2 separate regions of the Homo sapiens genome follow, and region 2 is linked to region 1. Evidence: chromatin loops called from intact Hi-C (ENCODE). Cell type or tissue: heart left ventricle. All regions are shown on one strand. Links, peaks and the distances in the headings refer to the core of each region. The heading gives the core; the rest is flanking DNA.

What was found. Hi-C counts contacts between places; a loop is a spot of excess contacts. Peaks named below come from ENCODE experiments on the same cell type or tissue, not always from the same donor. Only the 100,000 strongest peaks of a DNase experiment are listed, where the experiment ranks them.
Region 2: a loop joins it to region 1, with 2.2 times the contacts of the local background. A loop is called at or near these places in 15 of 110 quality-filtered maps.

What each region holds. Positions count from the first base shown.
Region 1 is chr1:201,621,676-201,634,192 of GRCh38, forward strand. It overlaps NAV1 (neuron navigator 1), which reads left to right. Exons shown (of 34, transcript NM_001389617.1): 3 at 1,178-1,931; 4 at 7,729-7,832. The coding sequence starts at 1,210. It overlaps LOC124904482 (a long non-coding RNA gene), which reads right to left. Exons shown (of 2, transcript XR_007066789.1): 1 at 8,684-12,517. Among named protein-coding and RNA genes, the nearest start is that of NAV1, 89 kb to the left of the region's middle. RefSeq lists a silencer at 520-904 and an enhancer at 6,762-7,263. In heart left ventricle, for the core only: no CTCF peak of the experiment used is centred there; no DNase peak of the experiment used is centred there; H3K27ac peaks cover 1,926 bases.
Region 2 is chr1:201,565,412-201,577,928 of GRCh38, forward strand. All of the region lies in intron 1 of NAV1 (neuron navigator 1), which reads left to right. Among named protein-coding and RNA genes, the nearest start is that of NAV1, 33 kb to the left of the region's middle. RefSeq lists enhancers at 270-771, 772-1,271 and a cis regulatory region at 1,438-2,224. In heart left ventricle, for the core only: no CTCF peak of the experiment used is centred there; a DNase peak (open chromatin) is centred at 5,601; H3K27ac peaks cover 3,332 bases.

The DNA.
Region 1 (12,517 bases), core at 1,724-9,723:
AAAAGGTTTTTTGCCCATATAAAGATTTTAATTTTTATGCATTCACATCTATCAGTGTTTTAGTTTATGATTTCTGCCTTTGATGTGGTACTTAGAAAGGCCTCTCCCACAACAAAATTATGGAAACGTTCATGCATGTGTTCTGAACATTTTTTATGGCTTCATTTTTTAACCTTTAACTCTTTAATCTATCTGGAATTGATTGTATGTATCTTTGTAAACTGCTTTAAATTCCCTTTGAAATGGAAGTGATTAATTCATTAATTAACATGGCAAGGAGGGGAAGCTGGTGAAGGGGGAAGGGTTGAAGATACAAGAGAGAAGGGGATAATTAATGAGTCAAGGTCTGGAAGAGACAAGATCAAGTGCTGTTGACAGGGCCTGCACAAGGAACTGCCTTGAACCAAAGGTGGGACACTCAGTCTCTTTTAGACGAGGGTGGCAGGAGGTGGCAGAGGTCAGTTTTGTCATGGGGGGAGGTGGGTAGGGAATGGGCTGGAGAGGAAGACTGTGAGCCAAGTGACAAATGCCCAGTGACTATGGGGGTGGGGACAGCAGGGAGGGCCCAGGGAATGGCAGGAGCCTCAAGGGGCAGCATTTGCCAATTTACAAGTTTATGATCTGGGGGGACTGTGATTGGCCCTCCCACCCTTGGGCCCCAGCAGCATGTGGAAGAAGGTTGCACTGCACTGGAGAGTGTCCTATGAAGAGAGCCAGGGGTCAGCTGCAGTGATGAGAGGAAGGAACATGCAGGGCAGAGGCCGAGAGCATGAGGAAACTTGTTTAGTGTGGAGGACATTCTAGACTCGGGGTACTAGGAAAGGCCTGAGGGGGAGGAGCTGTGAGAAGGAGAGTCTGTCCCCAATCAGTGAACAGGAACAGAGTCAAAGAAAGTTAAATGAAGCCCATTTGTACAGCACATTGCAATTCACAAAGCACTTTCCCATATGTGCTTGCAGATGAGCCTCATAACAGCTTTTCAGAGCAGAGAGGGAAAGGGATTTGCCCAGAGTCCAGCGGGTAGCCAGTGACCCAGTCACAATGCGAACCAGGAGTGCCAGTGCCCAGTCTGGGTGCTCGAGCCTCCCCACAGACCCCAACATCCTCTTTCTACACTCAAGGATGGAAGCTTGTGGGGATGTGCCTGACGGTCTTTTTTTGCCCTCTCTCCCTGCAGGACAGTAGCCCACACTTCCAGCCTTGCAGACCATGAATGGGATGGCCAATGTGAATCCCGCCAGCCGCCCTCACTACGCCTCCGCCATCCCGGTGCCTCGTGCCTCTTCCCAGACCAGGATTCCTACACCGGGCGCTTCTCCCCAGCTGCGGCCACGCCAGGCCGGCCTGGCCCTGAGCCCACAGAGAGCAGCCTCCCCCAGACTGGGAAAGGCTGCAGGTCCTTCTAGAAACTCCTCTCCTAGGGCCTTCCGGGGGAGAGGCTCTCCCAAGTTTGCTGGGGCGGTGAGGGAGTCAGCTGAGGATGGGGAAGGCCCCTTCAGCTCCCCATGGAATAGTCCCAGGACAACCCCGAAAGCAGCCCTCTCCAGCCGGGCTGGATCCGGAAGAATTGGCGAGAGACAAGGCACCCAGGGAAAGAAGAAAAAAGCCCAGGAAGGGACTCCAGTCTGCCAGACCCGGGGCAGAAGCCCTTCTCGGACGAGCTTTCACGGAGAAACTCAAATACCAGGGGCTCCGGAAGGTCGGAAGCCTCCAAGCTGCCCAGGAAAAGACCAAAGAGATATAAACTACAAAAGTTCTGGGACCCCCAGGTCTTTGGAGCCTGATGAGGGGGCAGCTTCGTGGGCTTCCTCTCCAGTCTGCAGCCCAGTGCAGGGCAAGCGCCCCTCTCCCTCTCCGGGGGCCATTAGCTTCTCCTCAGTCCATCAGCAGAGTCAGCCAGTCACAGCCACGGTGGCCCCCTTCCAGTACAGGTGAGCTGGGGAGCAGGCAGGGAGGGAAGGGGGAAGAGCCATGCTGGGACCAAGGGGCAAGCCGGAAGAGGACAGGGACCCTGGTGATCAGTGGCTGGTAAAGACCAGAGGGCCCCAGGCGATACAAAAAGAAGTTAGGTAGGTGGAGGCCTACAGAGTTGGGGGCTTGGAGAGCTGAGATGGGATTGGGACCATAAAAGGGGACGCTGACTGAAGCTCTGATCTTTCTCGACTGTGGGGAATCCACAACAAAAAGAGTCTCATAAGGAGGGTACCCCTAAAATGTCCATTTTTGCTCTCTGGAACAATATAAAGATTGGGATGTCGTGGAAGCTTAAGCAGCTAGATACATAGGCAGTGTCAGTCTCACCCAATTCATTGTGGGACATTTGCCAACATTGTGAGTTAGACCAACTCTATTGGCTTGGGCACTGCGCCTTTACTTAGTAAGTAAAATCTACACTGCTTGTTGCACTCATACCTTGTACCTGTCTGTCTGTCTCTCACTCGTTTGCTCACTCCATTTGCTATAGTGCCTTGTGCATATCTGCTTATGTGCCTGGCATATCAGGAATTAGTAATGCTTTAGACAGACAGGTGTTGACATCCTTGTTGGTGGAGGTGGCCAGTCCAGTATTCACAACAAGATGGCCAACAAGCTAGTACATCCAGCTTTTTTCAGACACTGCAAGTTGATTGCATAGAAAAACAAACGCTTAGTCAACTACGCTTTTTTTTTTTTTTTTTTTTTTTTTGAGATGGCATCTCACTCTATCGCCCAGGCTGGAGTACAGTGGTGCGATCTCGGCTCACTGCAACCTCCGCCTCCCAGGTTCACGCCATTCTCCTGCCTCAGCCTCCCAAGTAGCTGGGACTACAGGCGCCCACCACCACACCTGGCTAATTTTTTTTTGTATTTTTAGTAGAGACAGGGTTTCACTGTGTTAGCCAGCATGGTCTCGATCTCCTGACCTCGTGATCCGCCCACCTCAGCCTCCCAAAGTGCTGGGATTACAGGCGTGAGCCACCGCACCCAGCAAACTATGCTTTTTTTAAAAAATAAAAATATAATTATACTAAAAAGACTTCAGTAAGTACACTAAATTTTAATTACTAATTATTATATAGTTTAGAAATGCCCAAATGCAAATTAAGTATCTTCCTGACTAAACTAACTTCCTATATTTTTTCCCCTATGCTAATGGAAGGAGAAACTCTCACTTATATTTTGGGCATAGAAAAGCTTGTACATCATCCCTTACACACCAGGGACCTCTGAGGCATCAGAGCGGCTGGAGGTGGGGGTAGGGAACCACTAGGAGCTTTAACCTTCAGCAGAAGGCAACTTGTGTATCTTAATCTCTGAAAAATTGAATGCAATTTAATATTACAGGACTAGGCCTTTGGAGTTCAGGACAAGGAAGTGAATGGTCCCAATACACTCTGCACATGTTTAGGCTTCATTTAGACTGTTACATTCAGTTGTGAACACCACGTTTTAAAAGGACATCGACATACAAAAACACATGTAGAGCAAGACTGACACGTTGCTGGGGGATCAAAAAAGGTGTTATAGGATGATGAAAGGAACTGAAGAAGTTTGCTTTGGAAAGGAAGGCTTAGAGAGGGTCTGAGCACTGTTTTCAAATATTTGAAGGGCTGTCATGTTGTAAGATGAATTAGATTTACTTGGTGCAGCTCCAAAGACCTGACTCATCACCATGGTGGTTAGAAGTTAGTTCAAGACAGATTTGAGGCTCAAGAGCAAGAACTTTCCAAAAAGTAGAGAGGATTACAAATTGACCGGAAGGCAGTGAACTCCCTGTTATTGCAAGAATTCTGACTTCACAGCCAAAGGGAGGTCTTACCAGGGTGACCCCTGGCTCTCAAAGCATATCTTCTGCCTGACTGTACTGCCTGCAAAGTGCACTGATGCTTCTTTTCCTAAGGGGCAACTCACTTACGTCCCCTTGTGACTTTCTTTACTTCGATTCTGAAGCTGATGAGAGAACTCAAGAAGCAGAAATGCAGGGCAGGCCTTCCTTTGAATGGCCTTTTTCCAATTAGTAAAATGTTTCCCTGGTGACTCTTTGACTTTCTTCTCCTACCTGATTCCCTTCATTTTGAATTCATTCTTTGGGAAAAGTGTCTAGGCATTAAATTGTTTAAGATTTTACATTATCTACCTTACAAGTCCCTTGGTATATTCAGAACCTGACATTTTCCAAAGAGCTCAGAATTCTTCATTCAAATATTTTAATGCAGCTTAAACAGAACCATGTTTCCTTCATTCAGCAAACATTTATTGCATGTTTGCATTTTAAACAGAAATGGAAATGTGTCACACCACCCTACCTCCTAGACCCTGCCCCTTTCAGTCTCTGGATTAGGGTTGGAGAGAGGGTCATGGCACAAAGACCTGACTCATCACCATGGTGGTTAGAAGTTAGTTCAAGACAGATTTGAGGCTCAAGGGTGCGATTAGGACCAAGGACACTCCGAGATGCTGCACGCCAATGGGCAGGCACCCAGCACACTCTGCAGGGCCTAGAGCTGCTGCCATGGCAGCTCTGCCAAGGGCCAGGCTGGGCCACCCTTCAAAGCTTCATAGCCAAGGAGGTGCCATCTGCTTCCTAGAATCCACAGACATTGTGTTTTTGTGGAAATCTCTCCTCCCTCCCTGCCACCCGCCCCAGCACCTCAGCCTTCTGCAAAGCCCCAGTGGAATGCAGAAGCAGAGGTCACCTGCTTCCCTCCCCATCTCCAGCCTGGTCATGCCTGACCTGCTTCTCCAGGGAATGAATCTTGCAGCCATCTTCTCCCCTGCCCCATCCTCCACAGCCCTCTCTTTTCAAGGGCCTTGGTGTGGCCTTCCCAGTGAAGCTTGTCTCCTCTCATCCATCACTTCCCTTTGGACCCAGAGAAGGTGCAATCCCCTGTCCGCTCTCAGGAGACCCTGGTCTCACACATCTAATTCCATCACATCCTCAACCTCATCCCTCTCTGCTATCCTGGAAGAGAGCCACAGCAGCTTCACCACAGCCCTTGCTGACTTTTCCCAACTGCCAGTGCACCCTTTACCACCTCCCTAACCCCCAACAGTTCTCTTCTTCCTGCATTGGGTGGGCCTTGGGTTGGACTTCAATTGGAACTATGGTTAATGGTATCAGGAGCGTAGGGTTACTGGTGTCACTACTGCAATTTTCTTCTCTCTGGTTCAACCTCTGCCTGACTTCTGGCATACAGAGTGCTGTCCACTCAGGCTGAGAAGTGAGGGCGGACATGGAGGCCTGGCCATGTTTGGAGAGATGGAGGCAGATGTGGATAAAAATACAGAGCTGACTGAAATTAGAGATAAAGCCTGCCTTCCTCAATGTTTCTGCCATTGGAGTTTCTGGCCCATATGACTGATGTAACCTCACCCACTCTTGCATCATATTAATGGCAGCAACAATCGTGACTGTAACTATTTCTTTTTTTGTTTTTAGTCTTTAATTTATTTACTGGAGACAGATTCTTGCTTTGTTCCCCAGGCTGGGGTGCAGTGGCACAGTCATAGCTCACTGTAACCTCAAACTTTTGGGCTCAAACAATTCTCCTGCCTCGGCCTTCCAAAGCTCTGGGATTAACAGTTGTGAGCCACCACCCTGGCCTATTCCTATTTTTCTTTTTCTTTTTTTTTTTGAAATGGAGTCTCACTCTGTCGCCCAGGCTGGAGTGCAGTAGCACGATCTCGGCTCACTGCAACATCCACCTCCCTGGTTCAAGCGATCCTCCTGCCTCAGCCTCCCGAGTAGCTGAGATTACAGGCATGCACCACCAAGCCTGGCTAATTTTTGTATTTTTAGTAGAGGCGGGGTTTCGCCATGTTTGCCAGGCTGGTCTCAAACTCCTGACTTCAAGTGATCCATCCGCCCCGGCCCCCCCACCCTAAGTACTGGGATTATAGAAATGAGCCACTGCACCCGTCTGCCTATTCTTATTTTTAACACTGGTTATTGCATACCTGCTCTGGCCCAGACGCTGTGCTTAGCTCTTTACATATATGATGTTAATCAATGAAACAGTTGACACATTATATAGAATTCCCTCTCCCCAGTAGAATTTTCTGTTACTTTCTCACCAATATGTTGCATCCCCTACTTCAAAATCCCAGGTCCATTCTAATTTCTTCCAAGAAACCAACCAACCCCAGTCTTTCTTTATCCCCTTGGCACTTGTGTACTTGGACAGACATTTAATTGACAATAAGAGCCTGGTGCAGTGGCTCACACCTGTAATTCCAGCACTTTGAGAGGCTGAGGTGGGCAGATCTCGAGCTCAGGAGTTCGAGACCAGCCTGGGCGACATGGCAAAACCCCATCTCTACAAAAAATATGAAAATCAGCTAGGCGTGGTAGCTTGAGCCTGTAATCCCAGCTACTTGAGAGGCTGAGGTGGGAGGATCATTTAAGCTCAGGAAATCAAGGCTGTAGTGAGCCTTGATCATACCACTGTGCTCCAGCCTGAGTGACACAGTGAGACCCTGTGTCAAAAAAAAAAAAAAAAAAGAGAGACAGTAGTACATGGCGATTGTCCCCATCATACCAAGCACCCCCAGGGGCCAGGATGAGGCCTCCTGCTTTCTCTAACGACACCCCACCCTGCACTATCCCCATCATTCACCTGAGGGGCCTGAGATACAAAAGAGCTCAGCACTGCCTAAATAGCTTAGAAAAAGCTGAGCAGAAGCAGCAAACACCTCACAACCCTAGACTGTAAAACAGATCCCAGCCTTGAGGGGCATCTTTTCACCCCATGATGGAAGCCGGACCCAGAGAGGAGAAGAGATCTACTCCAGGTTATACAGTGAGTTAATGGCAAAATTGAGCCCAGAGTCCCGGCCATCTAGGCATTGAAAAAAGTGAAAACTGGAGAGAGAGAAAGACAAATCTCAGTGGCACTGGAGACTCTCAGGGTTCCATGGCCCAGCCCTTCAATTTCCCCTCCTGCCTGCACAGCCCTCCCCTCCCCCTCCTGCCAAGCTGCCAAAGTCTCCATTTAGCTGGAGACAGCGGGCGGATGGGTGGGCGGGCCAGCTCCCAGAGCCTAGGGTAATTGCCTATAATGAAAGCTCCCACAGCCTTTGTTCCTGGGAGCAACTGTACGGTTGAGGTTGTGCTCAGAGGTCTGTGTGCACTTGGGAGCTGGTGCCCAGAGACCTCACCCTTCCTTCCTGCTACCACAACGGGCCCAGCAAGAGACCTGTCCTCCCGGGAGTCACTGTGATTGCAGCTGAGCCTACTCCTCCTTCTTTCCTGACCTACAAGCTGCCTGGACTACGAGCAAGCCCAAAGCCTGTGTGCCCCCTGAGCTACCAGGAATCAGTGACTTCAGCTTCAGAGGGAGCTCTTCCCTGTGTATATGTACATGGCTGTACATACATGCTCATCCTGAGGGCAAGGATCCTGGCAAGACAAAGGACCCAAGGCCTGGAGTTGCTAGGGTATCCCTCTGCCCTATAAGTGATAACGTTCCTGGGAAATGGGTAGACTGTAGAATGTCAAGGGGTGACAAGCATCGGGCATCCCAGTATCCTCTGGGGCTCCCTGCCTGGCGCAGCTTTGCACAGAAGGCCTGCTGCCTGCTGGAGGGCAGGCATGTGCACATACCCATCAGGGAGGGGCTGGCCCTGAGTGGTGCAGGGCACTATCAGAGAAGAAGAACCAAGTTCTAAGAGGGTTTTCTTAGCCCCATGGAGGGGCTTAGAGACCAGGACATCTCTACCATGAGTGACTACCCTTTCTTGGTCCCACAGGTTGCAAACTGACCAGAAACCTGGCCCCCTCTCCCAGGGCAGCTGGCCCCTTGATGGCTATGCTGAGCCCCTCCATGAGACTGAGGAGAGCTTCTCCTGCATGGGTAAGTGATCTGGGGGAGACTTCCTCCTAGGGTCGGGAGGCCACTGTGCTAGAGCTGCCTAGATGGAAGAAGAAGTGACCTAGGCTGGATGGGTCCATCTCTTGACAAGGAGACATCAACCTGTGAATTGCACTTTGAGTTTTCATCATGCTTGACTCAACCCAGGGTTGGTCCATCAAACCCAGGAGCCTTTTAGGGGCAGCATAGGGAAGTGGCCAGGGGATGCCCAGGCTATGGGAGTCACTGCATGTGTGTGTCATGTGAGAAGTCCTGACACAAAGGTAACAAGCTGGGAGTGAGAGCCAGGTTCTGAGTGGTGCCCAGGTTGAAAAATGAAGGTGCTGGAATTAGGGAGGCAGGCCAGAGCCATCTGGCTTGCTGCCTGACAACACTTCCCCTTCCAGGACCACTTTTAACAGGCCACTCCCACACATGTCCCCTTCCCCGTGTCATCCTGTAGTCATGAGATATCACCTGAGGCTCAGGCATGTGAGATTCACCAGGAAGATCCCTAAATTTCAAATACAGCAATATTCAATAAGGGCAGAGACCCTGACAGTCTCAGATGCATCTTCAGGTGCTCAGTGTCTCTGAATAAATGAATGATGCATGGATGAGTGAGTGTCTTGGGTACCATAGGTCAGGCCCTAAGTGGGTCAGATTCAAAACTCAGCAGCACTTACGGACGTGTGCTGATTTTCCTACAACATTAAAAAAGTATCTAGAGGATGGCTATGATTCACACCAGGGGTACATGAGGCTGCACACTGCAGGGAACCAGGTCAATCCTTTACTTTCCCAGACAAAGGGAAACTTGCCTCAACAAAGTAATAAATTTCCTTTTCACAAACCTGAGATTGTCCAGAGGGCTTGTCTCCCAGCTTTGTCTTGGTGCCCTGCTCCAGCGGGCCAAGCTGGGGCTTAGAACACAGCCTGACCCTGAGATCACCGGACAGGATGGTATACTGCTTCTGTCTTCTCTGTGCCCTGCTGGGCAGGTGGCCAGATATCCCTTCTTGGCCTGGGAGCTGGGACCTTTTGAGCCCTTTCTAGGCCTGGTCTATAGCAGTGATCTTGGAGCCACTGCAACCCTAAAAACAGAGCAGCAACACTCATTCTTCCATGACAAGCCTTGTGGAGGAGGGTTATGGGTTAAGGACTCAGCATTTGCAAAGCAAGCCATCTCCTTCCACAATAAATATACATGCAAGAGAACCAGGGCATGGCAGGGGACAAAAGGAAACCAAATTTCTCTGGCACCGAAAAGCCATCAGAATTAGAATGTGGTAACCAGGAAACTATGTGGAGCTCTATTTTTACATTTGCAGTTTTGTTAGTGTAATGGCTTCCTCATGTGGATGCCACATTGTTAGAGCCTAATGATCTCCATGCACCTAACCCAGCGCTCGTTCACGATTATTATCCGATGAGTTGATGAGAGGTCTTTTACTTTTAACGTCTGTTGCAGACTAGCATTAGGAATCCCCCAGGCTTGTCAGCTGGAAGACCACCCTCACTGGTTAGATGTGAAACTGTCTGCTAGATCACGGTTGGGTACCTCTGGGGGGACAGAGTGCCGGGGAACATTTGGAGGAGGGTTTTACCAGAAAAGTGAGAAACACTGGCTTTCTCCAAGGCTCCTAGGGAAGAGGAGCAGGGTTCACTGCACTGCCTCTGCTCTGGTGCTAGCTAGTTGTCATGGTGACCCATCTCTGCCGAGGATACGCCGAGCTCTTTGATGGGTTGGATGGGGAGAGAGATTTCGGATTTGCCTGCCTTGTGGAAGAGCCTGCGCTCTTCTGAGCTTGAAGAAAACAGAGAAGAGAGGAAGAGAGGAGGCAACTGAAGGATTTCATTTTATGCCTTGCCCTCTCACTCCCAAAGTCACTTGGGGCATGACATGACTCATTCATTCATGTATTCTTTCATTCAATCTACAAACCATCAGTGAGTGTTTGCCTTGTGCTGAACACTGTGCTTGACACTGGGGTAAAAGACAAATAAGACTTTGACCTGCCTTCAAGATGTTCACAGCCCAGGGATTCACTCCAGTGAGACTTATCTAGAGAATTTGTTGGGATCCCAGAAGCTGTGCCCAGTGACCTGCCCCTATAGGGGTTGACAAGGCAGCCAGTCAGTCCTGCCTCCCTCGCTAGGCCCCATGGCATAAGGAGGGCACTGAGCTTATTATCCCATTTATAGAAGGATAATTGGGTGCTTTGGAGAGTACTCCATCAAATATTTATATAATTCACAGAATCCAGCATAGTTATTTGACAGTTATTGATCATGTTATTTCCATATCAATTTGTAGATGGCTGGGGGTTTGGGGGCTTTTTTTTGAAGCTCATGTATCTTCCCTTCCTGACCATGAACTCATCTTGCCCCCCATCACCTAGCACAGTGCCTGGCGGTCAGGGTTTGGTGAAGGTATGATTTGAATGAATGAGTAAGGAATCCAATGTAAGTGGTTGTAGAGCTCTAAAATTTGTCCTCTATCAGCCTGTTTCTTCTCTACCAGCTGAGAAAGACCAACCAGTCTTTCTCTGCTCCTTTCCCAATGTGCTTCTCTCTGTCTTCCAAGCTCACTGAATGGGTTTGGGGGGTGAGTGCAGAGTCTTTGAGCGGAGCAGGAGAAGGCCAAAGAGCTTTCTCAGCCTTGTGCCACTTTCTTAATCTGCTTGGACTCTGGGCATAGAGTCCAAACAAGGCTTTCTAGTATTTATATAGCAGGAGAATTTCCCATGATGACTTGCCTCCAACCTGGGGCACTGGGGATGTTCTTCATATATCCTGAAGGCCATCCACCAGCAGCTGCTCCTTCTGCCTCTGCCCTGGGGCAAGTGTGGAAATGCCCAGCCCACTGATGTTTGTACATGTGCCCTGACCCTCCCTGGCCCATCTGATTCTGTTGGTGACAGCCCAGCACTGGTCCCATCTGCTGACTCTCCCTTTGGTTGCAGTCAGCACTGGGTAGTGTATAGACCACCATCAGATCTTAATTTGGACAGCCAAGAGAAGCCAAGGCTGACGTTACCGCGTGCCCACATGTGTGAGGCTGTGTGCAGGAGGACTGGGAAAGGTTGCCCCAAGGCTTATGCAGATTCTTTAATGACTTCCACTTTGTGGCATGTTTGAATGAGCACTAAGTGGACCCACAATGAAGGGATCTTTTTCTCATCATAGTACGTGTTATCAGGAAAAAGCCAGAGCCTCCTCCCTGCCTCCTTCTCACACGAGGGTTGATATATAGAGAGAATGGGTGGGGCAGTGTGGAGTTTGGCCTCATACTAGGGCTGTTTTGCTTTTCTTCCTCTTTCTTCTCCCTTGTTGAGCTGGCTCCATCTTTAAGCCACAGTGAAGTTTTTCATGCCTTATGGATTTGAAATAGAGCAGGAATAGAGTATTCATTCTAAGAGAACTTGCAAAGCTAGTGTGCCTGGGGCAGGAGCAAGGAATGGTAACTACTCTCTGGGAGAGAAGTTTGTTCTGGGGGTTTCAAACCAAATCCAAGTATTCCTGGACTACAAATGACTTGCATCAAAGAACATAGGAAGTCAAAGCTCTAACAAACTTTATAGATCTCCCAAATTTGGCCTCCTTTTCAATGAGGGAGAGATGAGACTCAGAGAAGAGAAGTGACTTGCTCAGGACTGCATAGGAAGTTAGCAGGTGAACTAAACCAGGACCACTGCTTTCTGACTCCTTAAACACTAAAAAGAACTAAATGGTAATAATGACTATCACTTATTGAATACCCTACTATGTGCAGGGCATAGTGCCAAGTGCTTTACATAAAGTCCTTCATGAATACCTTATATAATCCTTTGAAGGTGTTATTATTACTCTGTGTTATGGATAGGAAACTCAGGCTCAGAAGGGTTATATAAAACCTGTCTGAGGACATCCAGCTAGGAGGCTGTGCCAGGATTCCATCCCAGGCTTGTCAAAAGGCCACACTCTTCTCTTACTCCCTGCCTTCCCAACTGCCGCCAGTACTCACTCAGTCGCACACTGTCCAAGCTCAACTCAGTCTCCCTTAGCCTCTGCCAAGCAATGAGGAAGGAAATGGGATCAGTGAGCCACAGTCCCTGCTCACATCTCCCTCAATCTGAGCAGGTCCCAGGATGCCACTGGCATCCCTGTCACTCCAAACCTATGTCATTTCATGCTGAGTTCACACTGCTGTGTTCTTTGCCCTCTGGGGACCTCCAGGCCAAGATGAGCCTTATGTCCCAGTCATCTGTGGAGAGAAGACATGCAGACAATTGACTAGAAAGTAGAAACAGTTCAGGGGCAGATGATATTAGCCGTGTTCTCAGAGCTTGAGCAGGTTGGTGCTGTTGTGGGGCAGAGGTGGCTTGGGAGTGCGAGGGTCTCTGGAGACTCTGTTGGATAAACAAAGCAGCAATCTAGGACCTGGTAGGCTTCCAGGAACTGGGACGGGAGGTCATAATAGCACTTGTAGCAGCAGCCGACACTTACCGTGGCTTACTGTGAACCAGGCATTGTTATAAGCACCTTTAATCCTTCTAACAACTGCATGAGGTTTGGAATCTAACTCCCTACTTGCCTTGCATCACAGCTTCCTCACTTGCTAGCTATGCAGCCTTGGGGAACTTATTTAGTCTGTCTGTGCCCCTGTGTCCTTGGTTGTAACCAGGGATGATAACAGTGCTTTCCTC
Region 2 (12,517 bases), core at 1,740-9,739, 56 kb before region 1:
ACCCTGCTCTTGGCAGCTCACACTCCAGGCCGAGGAGGCACACAAAGTTTCCCTTGTGCTATGTGAGGGCGGCTGCCAGCAGCGGGCATGGGGCCCGGCCCATGGCTATCCCAGGGACGTGGTATTCACTGAGATCACAAGGGAACAGAAGGGCCCCTTCTTTGGAGGGCAGAGAGGTTCCAAGTGGATCCCTGCAGGAACTGAGCCCCCTCTGTGGGAAAGAATTGCCTCCGTTGTGAGGCAGTATCGCTATTTGCAAAGCGTTTTGCAATCATTTTTATTAGCAGAGCCCCTGAGACTTGAGGATAATAGAAGGGCTGTCACCCACCCCCTGCCTCTCTGGGGGAAACTGAGGCCCACACAGTTGAAGGTGGGACCCCAGGCCACATGATGAGGTGGATTTGACCTCCCAGGGGCCTTGTGGCTTCAGGCCAGCATTTTATCCCTGGAGGCGCCAGACATTCCCCCAATCCCTAGTCACTGAACTGAACCAAAAATTAACACCCAAATGCCCTTCAGCGCCTCCCTCTCAGACTTTTCTTTAAAAGACCAATTTGAAATGCAGCCACCCTCTTCCATGTCAAGGCTGGCGCTGGTCCTTTCTTTCAGATCCTGGCTGCTCCTCCTTCCCTGCCAGCACTGAGCTCTCCCCATCACTTCCAGACTCCTTCCTGTGGGCTCCAGGGGCCTCCCCCACACTCTGCCCCATCTCCCAGTTTCCTCCCGACACATACACCATTCTGATGGTGACGCTTGCCCACCTCTTTCAGAGAGAGGCAGGCCACTTCTCCTGGGCATTTCTCTTGCAGGCTCTGAGAACCACTCCCCAGACCCCCATGAAATGCCGGCAGCTCCAGCCACACCCCAGCTCACTTTGGAGGCCTGCTCGAGGCTCACCGCCTCCAGGAAGGCTTCCCCCTGAGCCCACCACTGTCACCCACCCCTGGTGCCCTCTCCGCTTGGCTCCACCAGTACCTAGTGATATTGCTCAGGGTGCACACCCTCAGCCGTTACAGGCCTTTCTCCCCTCCCTCAGCACTTAGGTTGTGTTCCCCAGGCAGGGGCTTTGTCTCTCCCATCAGGCGAGAGCTCCCTCGGGAATACTCCAGAACACAGCCCCTCGAGTTCTAGGGCTGTATCAGAAGTCAGTACTTTCTCTCCCTGCCCACTCACAACACACACAGAACTCTTCTTCCCTTGGGATGACGCTGTTGGATCACAGAGGGCACAGGTGCCCCATCCATGGTTCCTTTTTCTCCCTAAATTTTAACTAGTGTTGTTTTTTTCTTCCTGATTAACAAAGCTTATCATAGAAAAATAGAAAAACTTGAAGTAGCCATAATCCCCCACTCCAGAAGCAAACACTGTTAACATTTCCTTCTAGGTTGTTTTTTTTTTTAAAGGCAGGTTTGTCTACCTGAGATCATACTCGGCCTACCATTTTGTATTTTTGCTTTTTTGCTTAATATTATCTCAGATGTTTTTCTGTATCGATCAAATCTCTGTACACATCATTTTAAATATTATTTCATATGTATGTACTGTAATTTGCTCAACTATCTGTGATTCCCTCCTCACTTATAATCCCCAAACCACAGGGTGCTGACTTCCTTAGGCGGTGTTTTGGAATAGTTTGTCCCCTCCCACCCCCCATCCCCAGCCACCGGAAGACAAAAAAAATGACCAGCTGCTCTTCACAGGACTCTGATTAGGATCTTGAACTGGGTGGCGGTTGGAAATCAGTATCACAACCTCCCCACACCCTGTCCCTTCCTGCCTGACAAGATGGGAAAGCCATCAGCTGCAGGGGGGAGTGGACAAACATCCCCACCCTCTTCATGGGGAACAGGCTTCTGTTGGTTCAGGGGGTTGCCTCTGTTGTTTTTTCTGATGGGGCTGTCCACAGGTACGAGGGCATTGGCTGGGCCAGAGGGGCCTTGTCCTGTCAAGTTACCGGGGTTGGAGCCCGCGCTGTAGGAGCTGGGCCACTGGGTGAAGTGCTCAAGAGGCTTGAGAGCTGCACTGGGATGGAGTCTGCACAACACCCAGCTGGAGGACTGAGGCGAAGCGAGCCAGAGCTCAGCCACCCCTCTTGGTTCTACTGAAAATATTGCTCAGGGAGGCATCTCAGGGATCCATATGGTCTAACTGAATCAGTAATGAGACTCTACTGTGTGTGTAGACAATATTGATGTGCCCAAGGCTGTCAGAGGCACAGGGAGATGGAACTCACAGTGCCCTGGGGTCTCTGTTCCAATCCAGTGTGGCCAGGGTCTACCTGCCGCTGCTTTGTGGAGGAAGGTGGAGACTGTCTCTCCAACAGCACAGACATGTCTACCCATGAGAGACTATGGCTTTCTCCCAAGCCATAGGTACCTGCCTCCCCAGTTGTGTCGGTACCCAAAACCCCAAAGCCTTGTGTGTATTATATTTGTGAGACCCCTGCCTGCACATCGAGAATGTCCTTTCTCTATGTGGCACGGAGCAAGGGTAACTGACCCAATTGAAGATCAACCCTAGGAGACAGAGCCTCATGGGTGCTTTAACCAGCTGTGTGTCCAGCTGTGTGCCATCATCTCCCCTTCGCCAAGACCCTGCCATGCAAATTGAGTACATAAACCACCTGTGAGTGCCTAGGACCACGTAAGCATAGGCTGCCTGGGCTGTGTACCTAAGGAGTAATTGGAGTGCGGGCATCCTGGGCTGACAATAAAAGGAGGCTGTGGGCTGGGGTGAAAAGGCAGTGGGGGGCAGCTGTGGAGCACTTCCCACTGCTCCTCCAGCTTGGTGATGGACTGGCATCAGAGCAAGCCCCTTGCCCAGTTTTAGTCTTGTGGGCAGCTCTTCTTGTCCCTAGCTGGCAGTTTCCTGTGGGTAGATCTGGGTTGCCAATCCCAGAATCCTGGAACCCTGGCTTGTCTGTTTCCTGTAACACCCAAAGCCTATTTGTTAATGGAGTGTCAGCACTCCATTGCCACTGCCATCACCGCTTCCCGGGGCTGCGTCCTGAATTCTTGTTGGGTGCTGTATCTGTTCCCTCTGAGTTTTGGGTGGTGGTATGTCTGGCCACAGCTGGGCCCACTGCAGTTCCTGTGAGGGGTGGCTGCATGTACACACATGACCCCAAACATGCTGGCTGCCTAGTGCCCCCAGGCAGACGTGAGTTTGATACCGACTGTGGCAATTAGGCGTGTTGTTTTACCTCCTTGGGCCTCAGTTTCCTCATCTGTAAAATGAAAATGTTAAGCACTCCTACCTCATGAAGTTGTTGTAAGGATTCAATAACATAATATAATATAATATATAAACAATGCGTGTTTGCACAGCGCCTGTCCCACAGTATGTGCTCGGGAAAGAGGGCTCCATTGCAAGGGTCTCTCGGTCTTCAGGCTGCTCACCGACTCCCTCTTCTTTCCCAGGGTGTCTGTTTAGTCTAAAAGTTCAGATGTGCCTCATGCATGCGCAGAAGTTTGCGGGGGTCCTCTAGGTCAGTGGGCTTGAATGGCAGGTCCTAGGGAGGAAGGTCAGACTGGGAAGGTCAGACTGTGTGGTCCAGGAGCCTGAACCTCTGTGCAAGGTGGGGCCTTCTCAGCTCCCCACTCCTCCCGGCTGCTTCCTGTTAGCAGGACACCCAGGGAGAAGCGTGTTTCCTTCCTGCTCTGGGCAAACCCAGGCCACTCCCCCAGCCCCTAGAACTTCTGTTCAGAACCACCAGCAGCCCTGAGGACAGTACAGAGCTGACCAAAGTCTCATCCAGGTGTGAAAAGCCACCCCCCTCCAGAGGTGCTCAGGCCCATGAAGGTCTGGGCTGATCTTGGGCTGGATCCTGTGGCAGCTTCACTCCAGTGCAAGTCAGCCTGGCCACCTCCTGGTAGGCAACCAGCAGCTGCAGCAGTTCACGGCTATAGCATGAACTCCCCTGATGCCAGGGCAGCCCAGAGCTAGCTTCGATTTATGAATGATTTTAATGTCCGAAATTAACATCATCTTCAGCTCTTGAAACAAATGACTCCAGGGATGTCAAAGCACACTGGTTTACCCAGCACCAGGGACACTGGAAAGGTGTCATGGACCCTGAGGCTGATCCTTGCATCCTTCATCTCTTCACTTTAGAGGTTCTCAAAGCCATCTTTCTGCCATCCTTCCCAGCTGACATCATATAAGATGCTCCAGGTTGTCAAGGGTATGTCTGCCTTTAAAAAATGATCTAGGGAAGGTACAGTGATTCTGGGAGTGCCCATCTCTCTGCATCACTTTGCTGGGGCTGCACACAGAGAGGGGCCCTGTGATCATGGGACTGCAGGAGCTCAGGAGGAAGCAGTTAGTAACCCCCTCATGAGGAAGCCCCTCGCAGTATCCGCTGGTCCAGTTCTCTCCCTTTGCTCACCTGGACACCTTCTTCTAAGGCCACAGAGGAGTGGGAAGGACAAAGGCTCTGGAAGCAGACATCCAGCTCTTAGGCTTCTGACTAGTGTGTGATCGTTGACAAGTCAATTTACTTCTCAGTTGCTGTTTTACTTGTGAAATAATGAGAAAGACAACACCTGCCCTGTCCAGCTCCTGGGGTTATTGTGAGGATCAAATGAGATGACGGATGTGGAAATATTTTAACTGTAAAATACCATTTTCATTTTATTTATTATGATTAAGAAGAGGCACTATAGTCATCCGGGGTGAGCGCTTCTCTGGCCTCTTGTGTGCCCTGATTAGGCTGACCTGAAAAACACCAAACAAAAAAATCAGAGCAGGTGGAAGGAAGCAGACTCTCTCCCCACCTGGTTGGAGCCCATGGCCCACATGTAGGCTGTGCCCAGGGCTGCTCTTCCTTCCCTTCTAGGGCAGACTCAGCAGACCCAAAGATCAAGCAACTGCCAGGGTCAGGCGCCTCCTTACAGCCGTCAGGAGAATGCTTGGCAAGACAGCCCTGAATTCTGTTCCTCTCTAGTTCCAGGGGCATCTGGTCACCACCCCCAACCCTTGCCTCTTGCCCTGCAGGCCCAGCCAATGAGAAGTACAGGTCTGCAGATGGGAAAGGGCTCTCCAGCCAGCCAGCAAGCAGGCCTGCCCTGGGAGTACCTGTCCTTATGCGAGAATAGAGGATAATAGGTCCTCAGGGCTGGGTGTGGTGAAACAACCAGAGAGGCCAAGGAGATGCTTGCCTGGTGTCCCACCAGTGAGAAAAAAAAGCTTTTTCTCCCTGTTACAGCCTGGCCTATACTGAAGGGTCTTCCTGAGCTGGCTGAGGGCTACGACCAGGGCCAGGGCCAGGGTATGGGGGAAGCCCAGCAGGCAGTCTCCCTTTTCTGCTCAGAAGAGGCACCAAGCACATTGAGTCTTCCTCACTTGGGATCTATTCTCTCAATGGAGGAGGCCTGTTCCCAGAAGTCCAGGTCTAGGAAGAAGGCTGCCTCCACACATTCTCCATCTCTGGAACCTCAGGCCTGACAACATGGCCTATTTTCTACCATTAGCCCTGCAGCTGCCTCTGCTCTGCCGCTGACCCTGGTCGCTCATTGCTAAGGCAACAAAGCTATCTCATTTCCTGAGCTTCATCGAATCTCAGCACCCATTTCCGCTGTGTCCGCATCCACCCCTGCCAGGGTCGAGGTGTCCTGTGATTGCTTTTGTCCCTGCCAAGGGCTGTATCAGCCCCGCCAGGTCTGGTGGCCATTGATTTTGAAAGAGCAGAGTAGTCAGCATCCACTGTGAGCTGTGTGGACTCGCAGGCCCTGGCTCCTGGATCTCTGGGCTAGCCAGTGGGACTAAGCACAATTGCCATCATGGTGTGATGAAGGAGAAGTCAGACTGACCTCTCTGAGTCTCATTTTCATCAGAAAGGGGAGGTAGTGCTGGGAGTTGCTGTGAGAATGACATGAGATAATGGATGTGATCATGTGTGCAGGGTTCCTAGAACAGTGCGTGACACATAATTGGTGCCCAGTGAATAAATGACAGCTCCCTTTCCTACATAGTCATGGCTTAATACGCCTTCAGGCCAGGGTAGAAGATATATATTGAGCACCTTCCATGTTTGTTCCAGGTACTGCCAGGCTCCAGGCACTGGGGAATGCAGTCCCTGCTGTCAGGGAGTTTGTCACACAGCTGGGAAACCAGTCCCCCACCATGATGAGATCACAGACAAAGGGGACCACAGAGTGAGCACTCTGGGGCTGTCCCTAGGTCTCTGGCTATGGGTGCCCAGCAGAACTGCAAGGGCCCCTTCAATTATCCACAGTCAAGAACTGGAAGCCTGGCTAGGCGTTCTGTTTTGCCTAGAATTGCTTATTATGACCTTTTTTTCTTTTGCAGCAAATTTCCCTTCCTAATTTGGTTCTGTTTATCCCATTATTAAAGTGGGATTACATAGGAATTTAACTGAAGTAAATGATCATCAATGTGTACAAAGATCTAGCTGCAAGAATGTTCTTGGCAAAATTGTTTATCACAGGGGAAGGGCACAAACAATTTGAGTGGGTAAAAGTACCACATATGTTAATGATACTCTGGTATAACCATCTATTAATAGCGGAAAGGGGAATACCTAATGTGCCTAATGCACCCATAAGGAATTATTAACACTTCACTCACTCAGTCATTCACTCATCTGATCGCTCATTCCACTCACAGTCACTGAGCACCTTCCAGACAAAAGGTCCTATATGAGAGAGTGTTTTACTCAGGTTCCTCAGAGATGAGGATGTGATCACAGATTAAGGGAGAAGTTATGGGATTCATCATGGGATAGCGAGGAAACTGGGCAGCGGGGTTTTTGGTCCTCCAGGCTGAGGCATGTGACAAGCATGGTGGGCTTCTGCAGGGGCCACAGCATCTCCAGGCTACAGAACCCTGGATCCTAAGCTGGCTTCCATAGTTCCCTGAGAGCAGCATTGTGTGGTAGGCCAAGTTCAAGATTTGGAGTCAGGAGACTTGGATTCTAATTTCTTTTCTTTCTTTCTTTCTTTTTTTTTTTTTTTTGAGACAGAGTCTTGCTCTGTCACCCAGGCTGGAGTGCAGTGGTGCAATCTTGGCTCACTGCAACCTCCACCTCCCCGGTTCAAGCAATTCTTCTGCCTCAGCCTCCCGAGTAGCTGGGACTACAGGCACGCACCACCATGCCCGGCTAATTTTTGTATTTTTAGGAGAGACGGGGGTTTCACCATATTGGCCAGGCTGGTCTCAAACTCCTGACCTCATGATCCACCCGCCTCAGCCTCCCAAAGTGCTGGGATTACAGGCGTGAGCCACCGCGCCTGGCCAGATTCTAATTTCTTTTAGCCTTTATCACCATCAATGAAATGGGGATAGGAATGACTGTCTTATACCTTACCAGCAAGTCATCACAAGACTCAAAGGAGGCAGCTAAGTGGCCTGCTCTAAACTGTGCAGGTGTTGACAACAGAGATTAATCCTCATTGCTCAAGTAGATGCCCTGGGGTAGGGGGTGGTTTCCAGCTGTGCTCTTCTTGGGAATTACTTTTCTTTCTGTCCCCATAGCCATCTCCTCCCATGCTGTCCAACCCTGCTCCTTCCTACTCCATCTTGCCCCTGCCCATCTCACCTTCTAGAAGCCTGAGCCCAGCAGCCCAAGGTCAGCTCCATCTGAAACTAGTGTCATCACTGGAAAGGTTGCATGGAAGAGCCCTCCTTCAAAAGTAAATAATCAAACTTTGTTTAAAGGCCTGACAATGTTCATTTGTGTTGATCAAGCTCAGACTGAATTATGCATAGGCACATGGCCTGTGCCTGAGGAATTTACCATGTAGGCCAGACACCCTGACTGATTCAAAGGATGTACAGACAGCAGGACATCAAGTCGAGGCAGGCCACAGGGAGCTGACCCTGGAGTGCTGATTTCACAGAACGTGGCTGCTAAGTCCAGATAATGTTTCATCTCCTGATATGTGTGTGTGTATGCGTGTGTGTGTGTGTGCACACCTGTACCGTATTCACACTTTTTCAAGGGGAAAGAAGAAAGGAAGGAAGGAAGGGAGGGGAATAAAAACAAATCTTTTTGAAGTGGAGCCATGTGACCCCAGGTAAACCCTCAGGGAGCCCCTGCCCTGCCCTGCCTCTGCACCAGTTCTTCCTGACAGAGAGCTTTGTCCCCTCCCCTACATGTCTGTCACACACCCCCTCCCTGCCTCCTGTTTTGCAGTCAGGACCCTCCATCATGACAGAGGGAGGCCCAAATTGTCTTCTGCTCCAGGCCTGCCTGCTGTACCTATCTCCCAGGGATCTTGTGATGATTAAGAGAGCTAATACATGAAAAATATATAAAATGGTGCCAGGTACCTAGTAAACACTCAACAAATATTATCTATTACTAATTGGTTTGGGGTCATGGACCCTTTTTGGGAATCTGATGAAAGCTGTGGGCATTGTGTCCAAAAAATGCATTACATTCAGCTCAGCGGGTGCCTGGACCCCAAGTTAAGAATGCCTAGTCCCAACCTGGGCAACATAGAAAGGTCCCATCTCTAAAACAATTTTAAAAATTAGCCAGGCACGGTGGCACGTGCCTGTAGTCCCAGCTACTTGGGAGGTTGAGGTGGGAGGATCGCTTGAGCCCACGAGTTTGAGGCTACAGTGAGCTATGATAGTGGCGGCACTGCACTCTAGCCTGGACATCAGAGTGCAGCCCTGTCTCTAAGAAAAAAAAAAAAGAACGAGTCTAAATAAACTGAAGAGTTCTATTTATAAGCATTTACTGAGCACTCTTCAGTGTAGAGGACTGGGCTGGGTACAAGGGAGAAAACAAGAAGTGACCTCAGCCTCAGGACACTCACCATGTAGTAAGGGAGAAAAGTAATACACAACTTTCTATAATCTAAAGTAGGAAGTGTTAAATCCCCACAGAGAGAGTCAGGTAAAATGCTGGGGAGTGTTGACGAGAGAGACATTCATTCTCTGGAGAGATCCAAGATTGCTCCGTGGAGCAGGTGGCATGAGAATTGGACTTTACAGGATGATGGGTTTGGGTCGAGTGGTTGTTAGCTGTGGGAAAGCACCAGGCAGAAGGAGCAGCATGAACCCAGCACTCGGAGTCAGGATGGGCCACCCAGAGCCTGTGGTGGTCAGTCCCACCCTGGACCTCAGGTTTCCTGTGAGCAAGCAAAGGAACTCAGCCCTGCTCAACCTCATAGAAAAAGAGCTTGTTGGATATCCCAGTAGCTTACTGAGCAAGTGGGAAGGCTGCAGAACCAGGCTTGGGAAACCTGCAGCTTCCAAGGAAAGCTGGTAGCCAGAACCACAGCCCAATTCGTGGCACAAGAAGCCTGCTCAGATCAATTCTGTTGCCACTGCCAGAAACTAGCTGGAGCCACCATTGCGCCTCCTACCACCACCGTCACCAGCGTTGGGAGCCCTGACCCTCCCTGCCTCTGTTTATCCTCTGCACAGACAGATTCAGTGTCTCAGGTGGAAGGAAGGAGAGCTGCGGGGCTTGTTGCCCCCGCCACACATTGCTCGGCCTCTGCTCAGACTGGGGTGCTCATGGCACTTGGCTAGGGAGGCATGGAAGACAGACAGTGCCAGAGGCCCCACACTCTCTAACATGGGGAGAGGAAAGCTGCAAAGTGCCCAGGCCATTGTCTAATCCTTGCCTGGAAAAGCCAAAGACTTTCCAGCAGCTGACACAAAGGGCCCATCTTCAACCTAGATGGTGCTTTCTCCTTTGAAGTCCTGATGCAGAGTGGAATGGCTGAAAGTGACTTAACTTTTCTTTGTTCTGATGTGTTTCTAACCCCTGGGACTCTCAGTGCTTCCCTTTTCCTGGGAATTAGTTTGGGAAGCAGCTGGGGAGAGGACCAGAGACAGAGACCTAGAGAGAGAGAGATGTGTCTTCTTCAGGGTTCCTGGTGGACCCCCCAACCTGGTCCTTACTATCTTTCTACCCTTCTTGCCCTTCTTTCTCCTTGATCCTTTGTCTCTTAGTCTACTGGCCTATGAACTGCTGAGCTATAGGATCTAGTCCTGTGCATGAGGGAATTTATAGCATGTCCAGTTCAACTCAGCCAGTATTTATTGACATCTATCTTTGGGAACACCTAAATTCACTGGAGTTGGCAGATCTTGTATTGAATTCTGTTGCAGTATTCAGAACTGCGTATCTACATCAGGGAGGCGTGTCCAATGGGATGATGAAGGTGTTTGCCCTTAGGCTGCCCCCAGTCTGTTGGAGGAAATGTTCAGGGGCCCCTTAAATTGGAAGGAAAATCCAAATCCAAACAAGGACAAATACCTAATGTCAAAAATGAACATGAGTCCTGGAGGAGCACGGAGTGGTGACGTAACAACATCTGAGGCCAATTAAGGACAGTTTCTTTGATAAAGTGTTTCTCGAGTTTATTATGAAGGAAGGAGGGAAGGGACAAATTATGAAGAGAGAGAGACTGTAGGCTAGAGCATTTATTTGCATCTTGGTCCTTGATCACCAGGCATGGGGTATTTCTTCCCTGATTTCCTGTGTTCTTTCACTTACTCAATTATTTATTCGTGCATGCTTTCCACAATTGTTGACTTTTATTAAACTTTTAATTCTGAGACATTGTAGATTTGCATGCAATTGTAAGAAACACCACAAAGGGATCCTGGATACCCTTTACCCAGCTTCCCCCAGTGTTAACATCTTGCAAAACTGTAGTACAATATCACTACCAGGATATTGGCCCGGCTGCTGTAAAGACACAGAACAGTCCTGTCACCACAGGGATCCCTCATGTCGCCCTTTTAAAGGCACGCCCACTTCTCTCCTGCCTCCACCCTTTCTTTGACTCCTGGCAACTACTAATATGTTTGCCATTTCTATACTTTTGCCATTTCAAGAATGTTATATGAATGGAATCATAGAGCATATTCCTTTTGGGAACAGTTATTTTTCACTTAGCATAATTCTGTGGAGATTCATCCAGGTGTGTGTATCAATAGTTCAGTTGTTTCTGTTGCTGAGTAATATTCTATGATATGGATGTACCATAGTTTGTTTAATCATTCATTATTGAAAGACATGGGTTGTCTCCAGTTTGGGGCTATTAAGAATAAGCTGATAAGCTGGGGATGGTGGCATGTGCCTGTAATCTCAACTAATCAGGAGGCTGATGGAGGAGGATCCCTTGAGCCCAGGAGTTCAAGACCAGTCTGGGCAACACAGCGAGACCCTCTCCAAAAAAAAAAATAATAAAGCTAATATATTCATTCGTGTAGAGGTTTTTGTGTGAACATAACTCTTCATTTCTCTGAGATGTACAGTTGTTGGGTCACGTGTTAGTTGCAAGTTAATTTTTTTAAGAAACTGCCAAATCACTTTCCAAAGTGGGTGTACCATTTTACATTTCTACCAGCAATGTATGAATGATCCAGTTTCTCTGCATCTCACCAACATTTGGTGTTGTCATTGCTTTAAAATTGTAGCCATTCTAATATGTATGTAGTAATATCTCCTCATGGTTTTAATTTGCATTTCTCTAATTGCTAATGATTTTGAATTTCTTTTCACGTGCTTATTTAGACATCTCTTTGGTGCTATATCTCTTCATGTCTTTTGCCTATTTCCTAATTGAATTGTTTGGTTTTTGGTGAGTTTTGTTTTGTTTTGTTTTGAGACAGAGTTTTGCTCTGTCATCTAGGCTGGAGTGCAGTGGTGCCATCACAGCTCACAACCTCAACCTCCTGGCCTCAAGCAATCCTCCCATCTTAGCCTCCCAAGTGCTGGGATTACAGGAGTGAACCACTATGCCTGGCCTGACTGTTGAGTTTTGATTGCTCTTTCTGTATTATAAGTGCTGGTTCTTTGCTGGATATGTGGTTGACAAATATTTTCTCCTACTCTGTATGTCTTTTGTAACATTGTAACAGGGTCTTTTACAGAATGAAACATTTTAATTTTGAGGAAGTCTAATTTATCAATTTTTCCTTTTATGGATTGTGCTTTTGTTATCAAGTCTAAGAACTCTTTGCCAAAGATTTTTAAAATATTTTTTCCTCAAAGTTTTATATTTTTATGTTTCGCATTTAAACACACAATCCATTTGGGTTAACTTTGGCATAAGGCCTGAGACTTAGATTTTTTTTTTTTTTTTTTTTTTTTGGCTATGGATGTCCAATCACTCCAGCACCATTTGTTGGAAAAGCTGTTTTTCCTTTATTAAATTACTTTTGCACCTTTGTCAAAAATCAGTTGGGCATATTTGTGTGGGTCTGTTTCTGGATTCTCTATTCTGTTCCTTTCTGTTTGGAGAACTTCCTTTAGCTATTCTTTTAGAGTAGTCCTTCTGGCAACAAAGTCTCTTAGTTTCTCTTCATCTGAGAATGTTCTTGATTTCCCCTTTATTCCTGAAGAATATTTTTACTGGGTATAGGATTATGAGTTGACAGTTCTTTTTATTTTCCCCCCAGCACTTGAAAAATATTGTGCCACTTCCTTCTGTCCTCCGTGGTTTCCAATGAGAAATCTACTGTCATTTGAACCCTTTCCACCTGTAGATTAAGGTTTCCTGTTTCTCTTCCTGCTTTCAAGATT